2 separate regions of the Homo sapiens genome follow, and region 1 is linked to region 2. Evidence: chromatin loops called from intact Hi-C (ENCODE). Cell type or tissue: CD14-positive monocyte. All regions are shown on one strand.

Region 1 (8,000 bases), 71 kb after region 2:
AGCTGTGAAACGTAGTATAGTCTTTTAGCTGGGCACACTGCAGCCCAGAATAAAATCAGGATTCTGTTTTACTACGAAAAAAGGAGAGAATGGATATTAGCTGGCAACCCACAATCTCCACCACAAACCAATTACAGCAAATCATATAGCAAAGCAACAAAGAATGGCAACTACATGATTTATTATTTATGCTGAACTAACCCAAGTCAGAAGATCAACCAAAAATTCTGCAGCACTAGATCTTTCTTGAGAAAAAAGGTATAATTTAACTTTTTAAAATAAAATGCAAATTATGTCCTTGGTGACTTCACCCTTTGACTTGGCACAAACTCTTCCCAAAATGTCCCCTAAGGTGGAACAATCTAGATCACATTTGGCTCCACCTTTACTATTTTCTTAATTTATTGATAGTTTCTCTCATCATAATTCCATTACATAAGGAGGGAATCCCACAACCTCAGTAATCAGAAGTGAATTCTCTATAAATCAGCCTTGATGAAAAAGAAAATAAGCTAGAAGGCTGGGCTCAGTGACTCACACCTGTAATCCCAGCACTTTGGGAGGTTAAAGCAGGAGGATCGCTTGAGGCCAGAGTTTGAGACCAGCTTGGGTAACATAGTGAGATCCCATCTCTAAAGAAAAAGGCAACCAGGCATAGTGGCACACACCTGTAGTTCTAGCTGCTCGGGAAGCTGAGGTGGAAGGATCACTTGAACCCAGGAGTTCAAGGTTACAGTGAGCTATTATTGCACCACTGCACTCCAGCCTGGGTGGCAGAGTGAGACCCTATCTCTAAATATATATATGTATATACACACATATATATACAAGCTAGTAATTCAGATTTTTCTTAAAACAGAAATCTGGACTTTTATATGATAAAATGACAGCTAATTTGCTTTTTAAAAAAAACAATGTGTGAGCCTCTATTTGACCAAGACCTAAACTCTGCTTGGTTAAGTGTCCACTATACTCTTGACGTTCCTCACTTTTGTTGTCATAGGGATGCAGTTCTTTCCACAGAAAATCTTGCCTGCCTTTTTCTCCCTGTTCTTTCTTCCCTTTTTTCTCCCTTTTCTTTCCATTTCTCTTCTTTCATCTATCTTTACCAAGATAATTTTCCTTCTAATGACCTTGTTACCCATTCCTTCTTCTACACACTTCTTTCCTGAAATGCTCCTCTGATCAATACTTCCCTTTCAACATCCAGTTTTATTATCCAACTATAGATTCTCTTCCAAAGTCAGTCTTACATTCTAAAATCCATTTATTTCTTTTCTTCCTCCCTTAACTCTCAAGAAACTCTGAGCTAAACAAAATGCACAAAAGCATCTATAATGCCTTCTCTAAGTCTACAGCACGAGGCTACAAACCAAATGCCATCAGCAGTTAGTCAGGCAATATTCTTGACAATCGACAGTGACAACTGCAATGACAATTGATACGTAGCTTCCTTGTAGAAGAACCAATAGGACATAGTAGTTATTGTGACAAATTCAAGAACCCATCCCTTATCTAAGGTAGAGCAATTGCTACCAGCTCTTCTTAATTTTTTAAATATAAGCTGGAAAGTCCGGTTTTTTTCTTAAAAGAAGAAATAAATCGGAATTTTCATATGAAATATACAACTAATTTACCTTCTAAATACAATGGGTAGACCTATATTTTCAACCTTTGATCTATAGCACATATTGAATTACTCTCTAATCGATTCAAACATACATACCTCATCACAAAACCTGGAAGAGTGCTAAGCACATTGTAGGCCCTCAATAAAAGTTGATTGATGTTGTAACTGAGTCAATGGACTTATTCATACTCTTCACTTAGGGAGGAATTTCTGGACTGTTTCAGTGCTTGGGTAAGGTTAAGAAATATTACCTTGACTATGATGAAAATAAGGGAGATACAATCACTTTTTTCTTCCTAACCAGTGGTTTTATACTTCATTTGTTATCACCTAAACCCTATGATTATGATAAATTAGCTTTAGTATGCTGCACACAAGCTTTAGTGATTTCTTTATTCATGAGTGACTATAGGCCTTTAATTAATAACCACCGAAACTGTATTTTACTGGTCCATGTCTTACATGTCACCAATTGGCCAGACTTATTCACTCTTTCCCTGCGAAAACACCACTAAATGTAATGACTCGAATGGTAGGCTTAACCTCCATGACAGAATTATAACATGAGAAAAAAAAAAACATGAAATTTGGAGGCAGACAAACCTGAGTTCAAATCCTAGCTATGACACTTGTTGTATATTCTTAAGCAAGTAATAAACTTCTTGGGGGTCTCATTTTTCTCATCTGTAAAATGGGACAATAAACTCCACTTACAAAGTTGTTATGAAGAGTATGAAGAGTAAATAAATAATATAAAATGCTTGGCAGTTTTCCTGGCCCACAGTGGAGAATACAAAATATTAGTAGCAACTCCCTTTGCTTACTCACTGTGTATCTCAGTTCAGAATGTTTTCTCTTTTTAGCTATAAAGTGGGTCAACTCATATTTACCTAGTATTCATAGTATTTTAACTTCCTATATAGTACTTGGAAACACTAAGAAAATTTGCCAGGTTTCAATTATAAAAGTGAGTAGATGGGCAAACTAATTTAACAAAAACACAATTACACAATTTACAGGTTGGTTCATTTCCTAGCCATAAAACAATCCAAAGATTCCTTGCTATAAAACAACACTAATACACATTTCTAAAAGTGTTCTGAAGTGAAGGTTTTTAGTACAATAACAAATTTACACCACCGGTAGATAAAAAATTTGTGCATGTGTGTGTGCACATGGACACACACACACACACACACCACTGGTGGATAAAGGGTCATCACTCTAAAAAAGTTAATTTTTTTCCTAAGTATCAGATATATTCATAATTCAAGGTTTAATTTCATGATAGATGCCAAAGAGAAATTTATTCTTACATTCAAAATACATGTATTGAAACTTTGCTTTCAACTTAGATGAAGTAACAAGGACTGAATTTACTCTTCCACCTAAAACAACCAAATCACAGGACAAAATATAAGAAACAACAGTTTTTCAAAACACTCCACATCAAACAAAGGACAGTGATTCCTGAGGGATGGGAAACAAATAAGGTGAGCCCTGCAATTGGCCCATCTTTCTGCCTTGAAAGAGTGTCCCAGGCCGGAGCACAGAAAAGGTGTCTTAGTCTGTTTTGTGTTACTATAACAGAATACCACAAACTGGGTAATTTATTTTATAAAGGAACTCATTTCTCACAGTTCTGGATGCTGGCAAGTCCACAGTGAAGGGCTTGCATATGGTGAAGACTTTTTTGCTGCATCATCCCACAGTAGAAGGCAGAAGGGCAGGACAGAATGCATACGGACTTTTTAACGATAAATTCTGTCTTTAAATCGTCTCTTTCCTGTCTTATTTTACTGTAAGAAGTTAAAAGTAGCCATGCACAGCATGGAGGACTTGCTGTTTAGATATTTCTTTCACCAGATATCCTAGTCCATCACTCTTAACTTTCACCCTTCATAAAGCCTCTGGGCACGGACACTGTTCAGCCCAGTTATTTGCTACTTTATAACAAGGGTGGCCTTTGCTCTAGTTTCCAATACCTTGTTCTTCAGTTCCATCTGAAACCTCATCAGAATGGCCTTTACTGTCCATATTTCTTTCATTATGCTGGTCACAACCACCTAAATAATCTCTAATAAGTTCCAGACTTTCTCTCGTCTTCTCTGTTTTTGAGCCCTCACCAGGATTGCCCTTAATGCACCATTCACAGCAATCCAAGCTTTTTCTACCTTGCTACACCAAATTCTTCCAGCCTCTATCCATTATCCAGTTCCTAAGCCACTTCCACATTTGTGGGTATTTCTCATAGCAACAGCCCTACTTCTCAGTACCAATTTTCTGTCTTAGTCCATATTATGTTGCTATAACTGAATACCACAGATTAAGCAATTTCTAAAGAAAAGAAATTCATTTCTCACAGTTCCGGAAACTGGGAAGTCCAAGGTCAAGAAGAGTGCATCTGGTGAGGGCCTTCTTGCTGAGTCATTCCATGGCAGAAAGCAGAAGAGCAAGAGAGCACACAGGGGAAGGGAGCAAAACTCATCCTTTTATCAGGAACTTGCTCCTGCAATAACTAACCCACTCCCATAACAACAACATTAATTCTTTCATGAGGGCAGAGCTAATGCCCTAATCATGACCTAATCATCCTCATGACCTAATCATCCCTTGAAAGTCCCAACTCTCAATATTGTTACATTGGAGATTAAGCTTCTAACACACAAACTTTAGGGAACACGTTCTAGTCACAGCAGAGAGGGAACACAGGCAGACCCCCAGCAGACTCCATAAGTAGAAAAAGTGGAGTGCAAAAATATTAGGGCAGCTAGAGTTTGCAAGCAGAATATTAGAGAGGAGAGGGCTTCACAGAGAGGGAACGCTGGAAAGTTCTTTAGTCCTCCCCATGTATTCAGCAGAATACTAATGTAAGGAATTGTAAGGAAACTGTGAAGCCTAGGAAATAAACACCTAAAAGACGAAGGGGAATCAGTATGCAATATGCACACAGTCTGGGAATAGTACCTCTGTATACCTCACACTGGTCCTGCTTCTCTAGTCGAACACATACATACATATATAAAGAAACTTGTTACAGGGAATTGGCTTATGTGGTTATTAGAGTTGGTTAAGCAGCTTCTGTAAGGCTGTGTCTCTGCATCTGATATAGAGTCCATAGGGAAAGCAGTCAGTAAGGGAATGTCAGGAAAAGACTATCACAAGCAAGCTGAAACCCTGTAATCGTGAGCTAGTACTCCATGAGGATAGACTGAAATCCATGTCTTTTTTTGTTGCCTCTGACCTTAGTGGAATGGTAATTTTTTTTTTCTTTTTTCTTTTTTTTGTTTTTTTGAGACAGGCTCTGGTTCTGTCAACCAGGCTAGAGCACAGTGGCACTTATCTCGGCTCAGTGCAACCTCCACCTCCCAGACTCAAGACATCCTCCCACCTCAGCCTCCTGAGTAGCTGGGAATAGTGGCTCATGCCACCATGCCTGGATAATTTTTTGTATTTTTTATAGATCGGGGTTTCACCATGTTGCCCATCCTGGTATCAAACTCCTGAGCTCAAGTGGTCTGCCTGCCACAGCCTCCCAAAGTGCTGAGATTACAGGTGTGAGCCACCACGCCTGGCCAGGGCTCTTTTTTATGGAACTAAAAACACATACCTGGCTCATGAGTAAGGAAAAGGTGAAGAAAAATCCAGGGAAGATAGCGCAGTTGTAGGCTCAGACACTGGTCATGTCATTGAGGTAAGTCAGCTACAAAAGTGCTTCTTTCCTTCCGGTTTCCAAATCATGAAAGATTAGTTCTTGTGATCCACCCAATCTGTAAATACACAAGAAAGGAAAGTCTGTGAAATGTAGTTCAGCCTAGCCAAGTTTTTATATTATAAAGCCATCATATAGAGAGAGAAAAAAGAAAAAAAATAAGAGTATCAGTGAACTATGAACAACTTTAATTAGCCTTAAATATGTGCAACTGGAGTTTCCAAAGTAGAGGAGAGAAGAGTGGGACAGAAAAATTCTAAGGAATAATGGAGAAAAATTTTTAAAATTTGATGAAAATTATAACTGAGATCCTAGAAGCTTAATGACCCTTAAACACAGGAAACATAAAATCTCTACACCAAGGCACATAATAATCAAATTGCTCAAATTGTTCAAAACTAGTGATAAAGGCAAAAATCTTAAAAGCAGTCAGAGAAAAAAAAAATTTTACATACAAGGGACCAAAGATACAATGACAGCAGATTTCTCATTGTTTACAGACAATGTAAATAAGAAGACAGTGGAGCCACAACTTTAAAGTTCTGAGAGGAAAAAAAAAATAGGCCAGGCATGAATAGTGCAAGCCTGTAATCCTAACACTTTGGGAGTCCAACAGGGAAGGATCACTTGAGCCTGGAGTTTGAGAGCAGCCTGGGCAACCAACCTAGCAAGCCCCGTCTCTATTAGAAAACAACAACAACAATTGTCAACATAGAATCCTATACCCAACAAAACCAGTCTTTCAAAAATGAAGGTTAAATAAAAATATTTCAGACATGCAAAAACTTTAAGAATTCATCACCTTCAGACCCACACTACAAAAAATAACAAAGGAAGTTCTGCCAGCAGAAAGAAAATAACACCAGATAAAAAATATGGATCTACACAAAAAATGAAAAGCACTAGAAATGGTAACTTTTTGGGTAAATTTTTTCCTATTAAACCTCTTAAAAAGATAATTAACCATTTTAAACAAAATAAAAATGATGTAGTACAAAAGTAAAATGTATAACAACACAAAAGGCTGAGAGGAAAGAAGTAGATGTACATGTTTGTCAAGTTCTAATACTGTATGTAAAGTGGTACAAAATATATGTACTAAACACATCCTATGAACAGGCATTTTTGGGCCCTAGTTACAATGATGAAAACAATCTACCCCCTCTCCTTGAGGAATTTACCTCCTCCTGTACTCTCCCAAGAAGCTTAATCAGCTTTTACACTGAGCAGAAAAACTGCGGGGTAAGACCTCTTTTTAAAGTGACCTTCTTTTTAATGTTTCAGTTCTACGCTGGCAATGCATTATGGAGTAAATGACATAAGATGCAGCCACTATTTTAATGTTAAAGAAATATGTGCCTGTAGGTAAGATATATTGTTATATACTACCATTAAAGTTCATTCTATGGTCACAAGAAAGGACTGAAGGTTCCACCTCCAGGTCAACTGAGATTACAATCAACATCTAACCAAAAGTCCCCAATTTCATTCACAATGAAGCTCTACAATTAATAATACTCAAACACATTTTCTAAACTTATTTCAATAAGATTGAAATTACTCCCATTTAAACAGATGTGATTCTAAGAATGTCTATTTTTAGATGGGAGTTGCATAAGTTGCCAGAAATGGATCTGGCAATGTCAAGGTTATGTCTCACTGAAAAACAGACATAATTTAACCTTTGTGGGGGGAAATACGCTATCCTGCATCTACCCTGGAGCAGATGGATATGTAAGCATGGATGTAGGGAGAGAGTGGCAATGGGTGGGCCTTTTTGCTTCAAGCACCCCACCATGCACATACTTGTCCTTTCCTAAGGGGGTAATATATATAAATCTTGTGGCAGCAAAGGGGTTTTATTTCTGTTGTTTATTCTGTATCCACCTTTCCTGGACTATTCCAGTGTAATCAAGTTGCATAAATTGACTGACACCATTCCAAGAAAAATTTTATTGTAATGAACCAAAGTGACTAGGGCTGTAATGAGATTTCACAAGAGTACAGGATCACAGGAAATGAAAAGAGAAACACCATATATATTCTGTAGAAAAATGTATAATGTTCTAGCAACTGCCCCAACCTCACATCAGAATCAGTCACTTCCAAGCATTCTCATTGTACAACTCCTGGAAAAGGTTTTGAACAATAAACTTCATCTTCTGTGCCATACACTTTAGTAAGTGCTTGTGATACATTTTCTGATGCACTCATTACAAAATCCTATAAGGTATAAATTATGATGTCCTTTTCACAGAAGACTGAGGCTTAGAGAGGTAAAGTTTTCACAGCTACTAATGGCTAGACAAGAATATGATGCCAGATCTCACTTTTAAGCCTAGACCCTTACATTCTATACAAAGCATAAATAAGCCATTGGATCCAAGTGTATTCAAATCATACATTGCACCATAAGCCACTACTGCCCCAGAAGTCCACAAGGAAGATAAATTCTCAAGTGTCAGTGGTGAAGGAAAGAAAAATACCACGATTGTAGGTCAAGCTTATGACTGAAACCCCAATGCAGAGCTGTTAGGAAACCTGGGCTGGAACATAAAGCCAAAGATTGGAGGCCTCTGAAGCCAAATCCGTCCCCTAACCCCAACTTAACTCATAGAACCAGCTGGCTCTATGGGAGGTGGGAAACTGAAGAGATGA
Region 2 (8,000 bases):
TAAGTTCATGTTCCAATTTCTTTCCACAGTTCTGTGCCACCCTCTTGCATCAAGTCACTCTTCAGGGACATGAGTCTGTTCATGGAGAATGTATTTTGACGGGTTTTAGCGGCATTGCTGGAGTGCCTTATGTTTCATGAGAACTGAAATATATTAGCATTGAATTTTTCTAGCAGATTTCTGTCAAATATTTAGAAGGACATATGGAGTTTCTTTCCTACCATTGAAAAGGAGAAAAATACATGAAATCAAGGCATTTGGACAAACTTTCTTGCTTGCTCTGGTAGTTTGATGGAAGCATTTCTTAAAGCCAAGACAGCATCTGTAATACGACACAGAGGAGTGATGAGCGGACTGGGAGTCTGGATTCCACTTGGAACAGGTTTTCTTATAGAGCACATCCTTTCTCGCTTGTGGTCATTGGCAGCTCAGTTCTAGGTGGGCTCTGGAAGCCTTAGAATGGGCACTTGTGCTGGACAGATCTCCAGCTCTGTGGTGTGGCTTGGTCTTTGGCTTTCCAAATCAATGCACTTATTCTAGTTGGTGTCAGTTGGTAGAGGCTGCAGAATGACCTGAGGACTCCCTGTCGTTAGACTCCTCTCTTCCTGATCTGTTGTTCACTGGTCTGATTGTGCACTCAGATTCTGTTTCACCATCACTTCCCACAGTCCACTGGGTCCAGGGAATTATGCACATGGAAGAAGTGCTGGTGTGACAAGTGCGGAGGAGCATGGGTTTGGGAAACCACCATCTGGTCTCAAGTCCTAGCTCCACATCTTCTTCACTGAGCCACAGTTTTCTTGTCTCTAAAGATGGGATTAAAATATCAACCATGTCAGGTTGCTGTCATGGTTGAATAAAATAATGAGAAGCCTAGAATCAACCTGGCACAGGATGGACCCACATTAACTATGAGGTGCTTCCCTCCTTGCTTCTTCTCTTCCCTCCCCAAAGAGTCTCTCGCGAACAACATTCAGCACGGGGAGAAGCCATGGCCACATATTTATTTTATGCAACTTGAACTGCTAAAAGGTCTTTCACCTCTCCCTGTAATTTCTCTTTTCACCCCTTTGTGCTCAAACATGTCTTTAGATGACCCCTGTTAACGTTTCCTGTTACCTGGATGTCCACTGTCCCTAATAGTTCCCCCTAAGGAACATTTGTAAGTCACAGGGCTGAAAGGAGGACTGGAGGGCCCCATACTGTCACCAACTTCTTGATTGTACTGCAGCCAATTATGAAGATCGTATGTAGCCCTTCAGCCCTCCCCTCAGGAAACTTGACACCAAAAATAATGAATTTAAAAGAAAAACTGAACAAATGACTCAGGTGCTATTCCACTTGGGCATTTGATAGTCACCGACTTTCATGATGCATGAGAAAAGGAGCTCTGAAATGTTATATTTTTCTTTATTTCAATAACCTAGTGAACCCTTCCTTCTCTCCTGGTATTTAAATCTTTAATGCATCAATTTCTTCCAGATCACCCAGCTGGAAAGCACAGCAGCACCTTGCCAGCTCCCTCTTCTTCACTGCAGCCACCATGTTCTCTCAGCTGTTTCCAGAATATTGCACCTTATATGCTTTTATCCCTACTATGGCTGCCCCACCTCAGGTCCTTGCGACCTTTGATTGGAGCTGCAGTTACTCTTTCCTACACTTACTTTCTGCCTCCAGTTCTCCCCAGCCCTCAATCTGTTCATGTGGCAGTCAGAATTACCTTTCTGAAGCACAGGTCTCTCCTGCCAGCATGTTAAAAGCCTGGGCTTTAAAACCAGGCAGACCCTAATACAAATCCCGGCTTCTTCAAGGAAAACCTTGTCACCTCTCTTAAGCCTCAGTTCCTCATCTATCAGTTGGAGTGATCACAGTATCTGCGTCCTAGGGTGGTGAGGAGGGTGAAATGAGGCAAGGCAAATGATGCACTTATCCCAGAGCCTAGCACACAGTGAGCACTCAGTGAGTTACTGTTAACAGCAGCAGCAAGAACCTGCAGTGGCACCTCGTTGCCAGCAGTACAAACCCCAGACTCCTGAGGCTGGCATTCGGGGCACTGTAAGACCTCCCCTCTGCCTCCCTTTTCCTACCTGTCTCCCACAGCCTGCCCTGGGCTGCAGTGCCATTGACTCAGCAGCTTTCTTGTGCTTCCAAACCTTACCCCAAAGTAAAATGCTAGCAGCACCCGGTTGTTCTCTCTGTAGGTCCGCAGCCTGTTGCTCACAGTGCAGGACAGATCTTACCTTCTGCTACCTGCTGTTGTCTCCTGACTGCTTCCCCCTCTGCTCTCTGAGGGTAGGGACCATGGATTACTTGTTTCTGCATCCCCTGCAGGGCCCAATGCAGTGCCTTGGCATAGAGTGGATGCTTCCAGAAGGAATTAAATTAGTGATGGGAGGGAATCATTGATGATGTTTGAGGGCCTGGTTTTTTCAGGGTCCCCTCGAGGCTATGACATACCTTGTTTTCATTGCATATCAGTGTGTATGGTTTGGTCTGCTCCCAGTAAAGGGAAAACAACAGAATGAAAAACCGGGAAACAACAGAATAATGGAAATGTACTCTCTCTCTCTCTCTCTCCCTCTATGTGTGTGTGTGTGCCAGTGTAGGTTGCTTACTCTGATTTCTTGGACTATCCTGTATTCTGATATTATTACTCCCTTTTTGGTGGTATGATCCCATCTTTATGAAATTGTAGTGGCAGGCAATAATAGATTATAGAGGCTTTTTTCTTTTTAAAATATTATTATTTGGCAAAAGAAAAAACAAGAAACAAAGAGCAGCAAAGTTTAACCTTTTGGAATAATGGTAAAAGGCACTCTTTGAAATACGAAATAGTTAAAGAAAAATGTTTCAAGACTGCAGTACATAATGAGAGGCAGCTAAACCACCAGGCACTCACCAGCATTGTGCCCATCTCCAGCCAGGAAGTGTGCCTGCAGAGCAGGTGGGAGGTGCTTGAGGAGAGGCGCACAACTCTGGACCCAGACACTGGGTGGACACCTGACACATGCCTTCTAATTTAATCTTCTTGAAAGCTTCTTGAGCTAGATGATGTTATATCCATTTTACAATGGAGGTGCAGAGGGGTTAAGTATTTGCCCAAAGTCACACAGACAATGTAAGCTGAATTTCCCTGGCCTTATGGGCCTGTATGTGCAAATAAGGAGGTTTCATTAGGATCAGTCCACAGTAGGAGACCACAGCACCCCCAATTGTCTCCCTCTGTTATTTTGGGGAGTCTTGGAGGAGGGATCTGCCATGTATTCATGAACAGCCCTCTTGGAGGTGCCCACTCAGGGCCCCCATGGATATCTAGAGCTGACAGAGCCCTGAGGGACAGGCCTCACCAGGCCGCAGCTGTCCCCTTTTCACAGAGGGGCTCCAGATCAGCAAGACAAGGGCCACTGTGTGGCTTTGCTGGGACCAGGCACTTGTGCATTTATGGGCCCTTTCCTCCATAAAACATATTTAAAAATAATATTTTACAACTGTATTGGCATAAATATACTAAGATTATATATTAAAACATGTTCCTGGTGCAAAGATTCATTTTTTTCTTATAATTTTAAAAGAAATTAAAATATTTTCATGGGCCCCTAAAGGAATGATGGGCCCTAGGCCAGGTGCCTGCTATCCCTAAAGGGTAAGGAGGCCCTTCACAAGACCCTAAAGTGGCAGTCCCCTCGCCACTGCCCCTGTTTCTTGGCTGACCATGAACCTGGATTATACTGTACGCTTCCCTATCTCTCTAAAGTGTGAGTACCAGTGTCCCTTCAGCTTCTGCCTGTTTTGCCTTTTTGCTCTTGTTCTTGTTATAGGTGTTGGAACAGCCCCTGAGGTGGAGACAGGAAAATCTCTCTTCTGCTCCAGGCACATGTACACATCCTTTTATCCTCAAAGCCTTTCTGCCCACCTTATATTATATCAAGACTTATATCACACACAGGTCAGCTCATCACACACAGCCAGAAGCTGACTCTCTGAACCCAGCTAAGACAGACACACAGACACACATGCTCCAGGGTCAAGCTGGGGCTGGAATCCCCGCTCTTTAATTCCAAAGTGGTCTCTCTCCACGAAGCCAGACATCCGATTATTAGAGCACACTCTTGCTGCTCACACATTCACAAGAGTAAGATATTCTGGTAAAGAGCATTCCTGATTATTCCAGCTTGAAATGAATTTGCAATTTTCTGTGCAACACAAAGCTTAGAAATGAATGATGACACTGGGAAAATCTCAGGAGAATTTACAAAGATTGCTAACGAGCAGATATAGCTACTGTTTAGAATGAAAATATTTTCTCCTTTAGAATTCTACAGGCTCAGCTCTCCCCTGGCAACACCTTGCATTCTCCATGTCTTTGAAAAACAGTTGATAGGGAAGAGTACATAGAGTAGAAATTTGTTTATAGCAACACATTTTTATACGGAGAGAAAGCATATAAACACAAGACAGAGAGATTGCTAAGGTAAAGTGTATTTGGGTCCTGAGACAAAAAAATACAAGTCTTACTCTGCCTACAGTCCCTAGAGGAAAAAAACGATAGAGTTGAGATGAATTGCGCAGGGCACGAGTTGGTCATATTCACTGGGACCACTGAAATGGCCACTGAGGCAGGGCTGCAACCTTGGCACGGTAAATGACTGTCGTAAAGGCCTGCTTCAGCACTGTGTCATTTGTGAGTTGGGCTGGGAGCCTGTCTTCACGGAGGTTGACAGTAGTTTCGCTACCTCATTAATGAGCAATTGAGGAAACTCCATCTCAGGCTGAGAGGAGTCAGATCTTACCTTCCTGTTCCTCTGTCCTTGTGGCTCTGTGGTGGGCTTGCAACACCAGTGTGCTTCTCCTCATCTTCTGTGCCCCAAGTGGTGGACTGTTTCAGCTCTGGTGGTTGTGAAGCTGACCTTGTAGATTTGGTGTTCTGCATGGGGCTGTGACACAGACTGAACCCTAGAAGTGGACACCTGGGCTCTCAGAGGTGAGCATCAGTCAGCAGGACACCAAGAGCATGGCTGCCTCAGAGCACAGATACACATCCTGTGGTGGGTTAACAGCTCAAAGTTCAACACATGCTACCTGCACTAAGGCATATTGGCATACACTTGGCATTTTAAAAAAAGAGAATTTTGCATGTATCTGGCACCTAATAAATGTGTTATTTAATTTGTATTTCTTTGCTCACTAGAAGGTTGTGTTACATGGGTTTACCAGCCATTTTCATTCCATCATCTGGGTCCCTTAGCTGCAAGTGTCTTGAGACTCACCTTCCTGTTCTGCAAAGCCTCCTATTGTGTCAGCTGACTCTCTCCATGCTTTCACTTCTCCCTCATTTGCTACCATAAAACCCATATTTGATTTCCCTTATGATTAATATCTGGAGAAAGTCAGCTACCACAATGGCATGCTCTGTCTGGGCTCTCAACTCGTGCTTTGTGCCATTCAGCTCATCCCTCTGGGGCTGTAAGCAATAGAAATAGGTAGGATCCTTTAGCTTTTCATTTCTCCCACATACAGGGCTCCCTGTCAGCCACCTCTGAATCTCCACCAGTTTTTCATCTGATCAAACCCCCATCCAGTGCTAAATATAAGTTTTTTAACATAGTTGTAGGAGGTGCTTTTCACTTTTCTCTAGACTGGACAGGGAACAGGACATTTACATTACAAGTCAGTGTTAGCCCTGTAGGAAAGCTGATCTTTCACTGACCAGTGAGCACAGTAAGGAACAGGGAGGTTAAGTGCCCTGCCCCTGTCATATAGCTATTGAAATCCAAGTTATCTCAACTTCCAGTAGGTGCATGGTCCACACCCACCCTCAGGTGCAAGCAAACAGCCCATTCCTAAGGAACAGACAAGAAACACTTGATTCCCTACAGGTGGGAAATTGCTGTGGATTCCAGTTTGCCTTTCCCAGTGGAAAGCAAAATGGGGACATCAACCAATGAAGAGATCTTGTCCAGTTTTCATATAATTTTTGTTCAGTCACTTCTTCTTTTTTTTTTTTTTGTTTTTTTTAGGCGGAATTTCGCTCTTGTTGCCCAGGCTGGAGTGCAATGGCGGGTCTCAGCTCACTGCAACCTCCACCTCCCAGGTTCAAGCAATTCTGCTGCTGCAGCCTCCCAAGTAGCTGGGATTACAGGTGCCTGCCGCCACACCTGGCTAATTTTTGCATTTTAGTAGAGACAGGGTTTCACTGTGTTGGCCAGGCTGGTCTCAAACTCCTGACCTCAGATGATCCACCCGCCTTGGCCTCCCAAAGTGCTGGGATTACAGGCATGAGCCACCACGCCCAGCCCGTTCAGTCACTTCTGCCAGCTGGAAGCTGGTTCCCTTCTGAAATGGTCCAGGTCTTTAAGCAGACCTCAGGTGTTCCAGGTGAAGCTGTGGCGCTCTCCTCAGACCAGCTGCCTGGGCCTCCTCACTCTGACTTAAGGGAAGATGCAAATGCCTTCAGGGGCCAAGACAGTAAGTCAACGTGACAAGTGGACGGGGTAGGGCCAAAGGCATGCGTGAGGGCAGGAACTACATCCCTCTTGTTCACTGCTTTATCCCAGCACCTGGAACAGAGCTGGCACACCATAGGTTCCCAATAAAAATGTAGAATGAACCGTGGGGAATGTAGAGAACTGGGAAGTGCATATCTCACAGGAGGTATTCCAGGCCAAAAACCATGGGTAATATTTGCCTTTGAGCTTGCAACTCTCATGACTGAATAAACAAGGCTGTTTATAGATGGAATAAAACAATGATGGTCAAACAGTATTGATGGCCAACTTACCCTTTTGATTGTATGTTCAGTTGGAGTCAGAATACAGATCACTCTTTCTGTTTAAGCATCTCTTAAGTCCTTTCCATTAATACCTTGGACCTTTAATGCACTGTGCTGTTTGGAAATTTGTGTAAATTTTTACTTTCCCTTCCCTCATGCTATGGTCTAACTTTTTTTTCTGAATCCCTTGGTCATATATCTTTCTTTTCAAAAGATCTGCAAAGGCACTGTGTCTACCAAATAAGGGGCAATTTTTCTAAACACGTTTTATTCCTAATAAAAGGGTAACAAATCTGCTCTCATGCATACAATGTTGCCCTTTCTAAAACAGACCTAAGAAGTGGTAGCTGGTTCTTGCCAAAATTATTTTGAGCCCAATTTGTCTCCAAAATCTGCCACATCAAGCTACAAGGTCCTGAAAAGTGGGGGACATCCTCTGCACATTTTTCCTAAGGTGAAGAGTTGGCTCTGGCTGTTCTCTTGGACATTGCCCTTATTCTAGTGGGTCTGCATCACCTTCCCTCTATCTCGTTCCCCTGGGACCCCAGATTCTACCTTTTTGGTATGTAGCAAAGCCCCCTGAACCAACAGAAACATGGCTATTGGGTCAGTCAAGCAGCTATTGTGGAACAGACAGGCTAAGGCTAAGGAGGAGCCCTCTGGCACATGTGTCCTCACCCCAGAACGGCTTGACAGGTGTGAGACCATGTGCCTCAGTGTAGAAGCCCAGAGTCAGCTTCTGGACTGCAGACTCAGCCACTAATTTGTCATTTAGCCCCTTTGCTTCTCTAGTGAAGTGGGAGGGCCATCGGAAACCTTCTCTAGTGAGACAAAACCTAAAATAGAATTCACTCGGAGGAACACATTTTGCAAAATCAAGTCATAGCTATCATTAATATTTTGGTCAAGATTATATGGGTCAGATAGGTACCTTGGGAAGGCATATCTTACCAAACATTTTACTGGTCACACGAAATATGCCTGTGAGCAGTATTCAACTTCTAATTTACAAATGATGTGATGAGATAAACAAAATTGTTTGCAGATGGAAACCATGACTGCCAAGCAACAGTGATCTCCAGCTTATTGCATGATGCTATATGTTCAGATGAACTCAAAAATGCAGATAATTCTTTGGGGTTGTTGTGCCTCTGCTTCATTAATGACATTGGCCCAAATCCGGGTTGATTGTAATTTTGAGCCATGAACATAAAAGCTGGAAGTGACCTGT

What was found. A loop is a pair of places that touch in the nucleus more often than their neighbours do. Peaks named below come from ENCODE experiments on the same cell type or tissue, not always from the same donor. Only the 100,000 strongest peaks of a DNase experiment are listed, where the experiment ranks them.
Region 1: it touches region 2 in a loop (6-fold over the local background); 13 of 110 quality-filtered maps call a loop at or near these places.

The regions. Positions count from the first base shown.
Region 1 is chr3:40,295,997-40,303,996 of GRCh38, forward strand. It overlaps EIF1B-AS1 (EIF1B antisense RNA 1), which reads right to left. Exons shown (of 3, transcript NR_033965.1): 2 at 5,241-5,400. Among named protein-coding and RNA genes, the nearest start is that of EIF1B-AS1, 9.7 kb to the right of the region's middle. RefSeq lists an enhancer at 4,729-5,928. In CD14-positive monocyte, no CTCF peak of the experiment used is centred here; a DNase peak (open chromatin) is centred at 4,055; H3K4me3 peaks cover 1,514 bases; H3K27ac peaks cover 1,520 bases.
Region 2 is chr3:40,224,830-40,232,829 of GRCh38, forward strand. All of the region lies in intron 11 of MYRIP (myosin VIIA and Rab interacting protein), which reads left to right. All of the region lies in intron 2 of EIF1B-AS1 (EIF1B antisense RNA 1), which reads right to left. Among named protein-coding and RNA genes, the nearest start is that of EIF1B-AS1, 81 kb to the right of the region's middle. RefSeq lists an enhancer at 4,803-4,882. In CD14-positive monocyte, no CTCF peak of the experiment used is centred here; DNase peaks (open chromatin) are centred at 4,752 and 5,312; H3K4me3 peaks cover 763 bases; H3K27ac peaks cover 1,995 bases.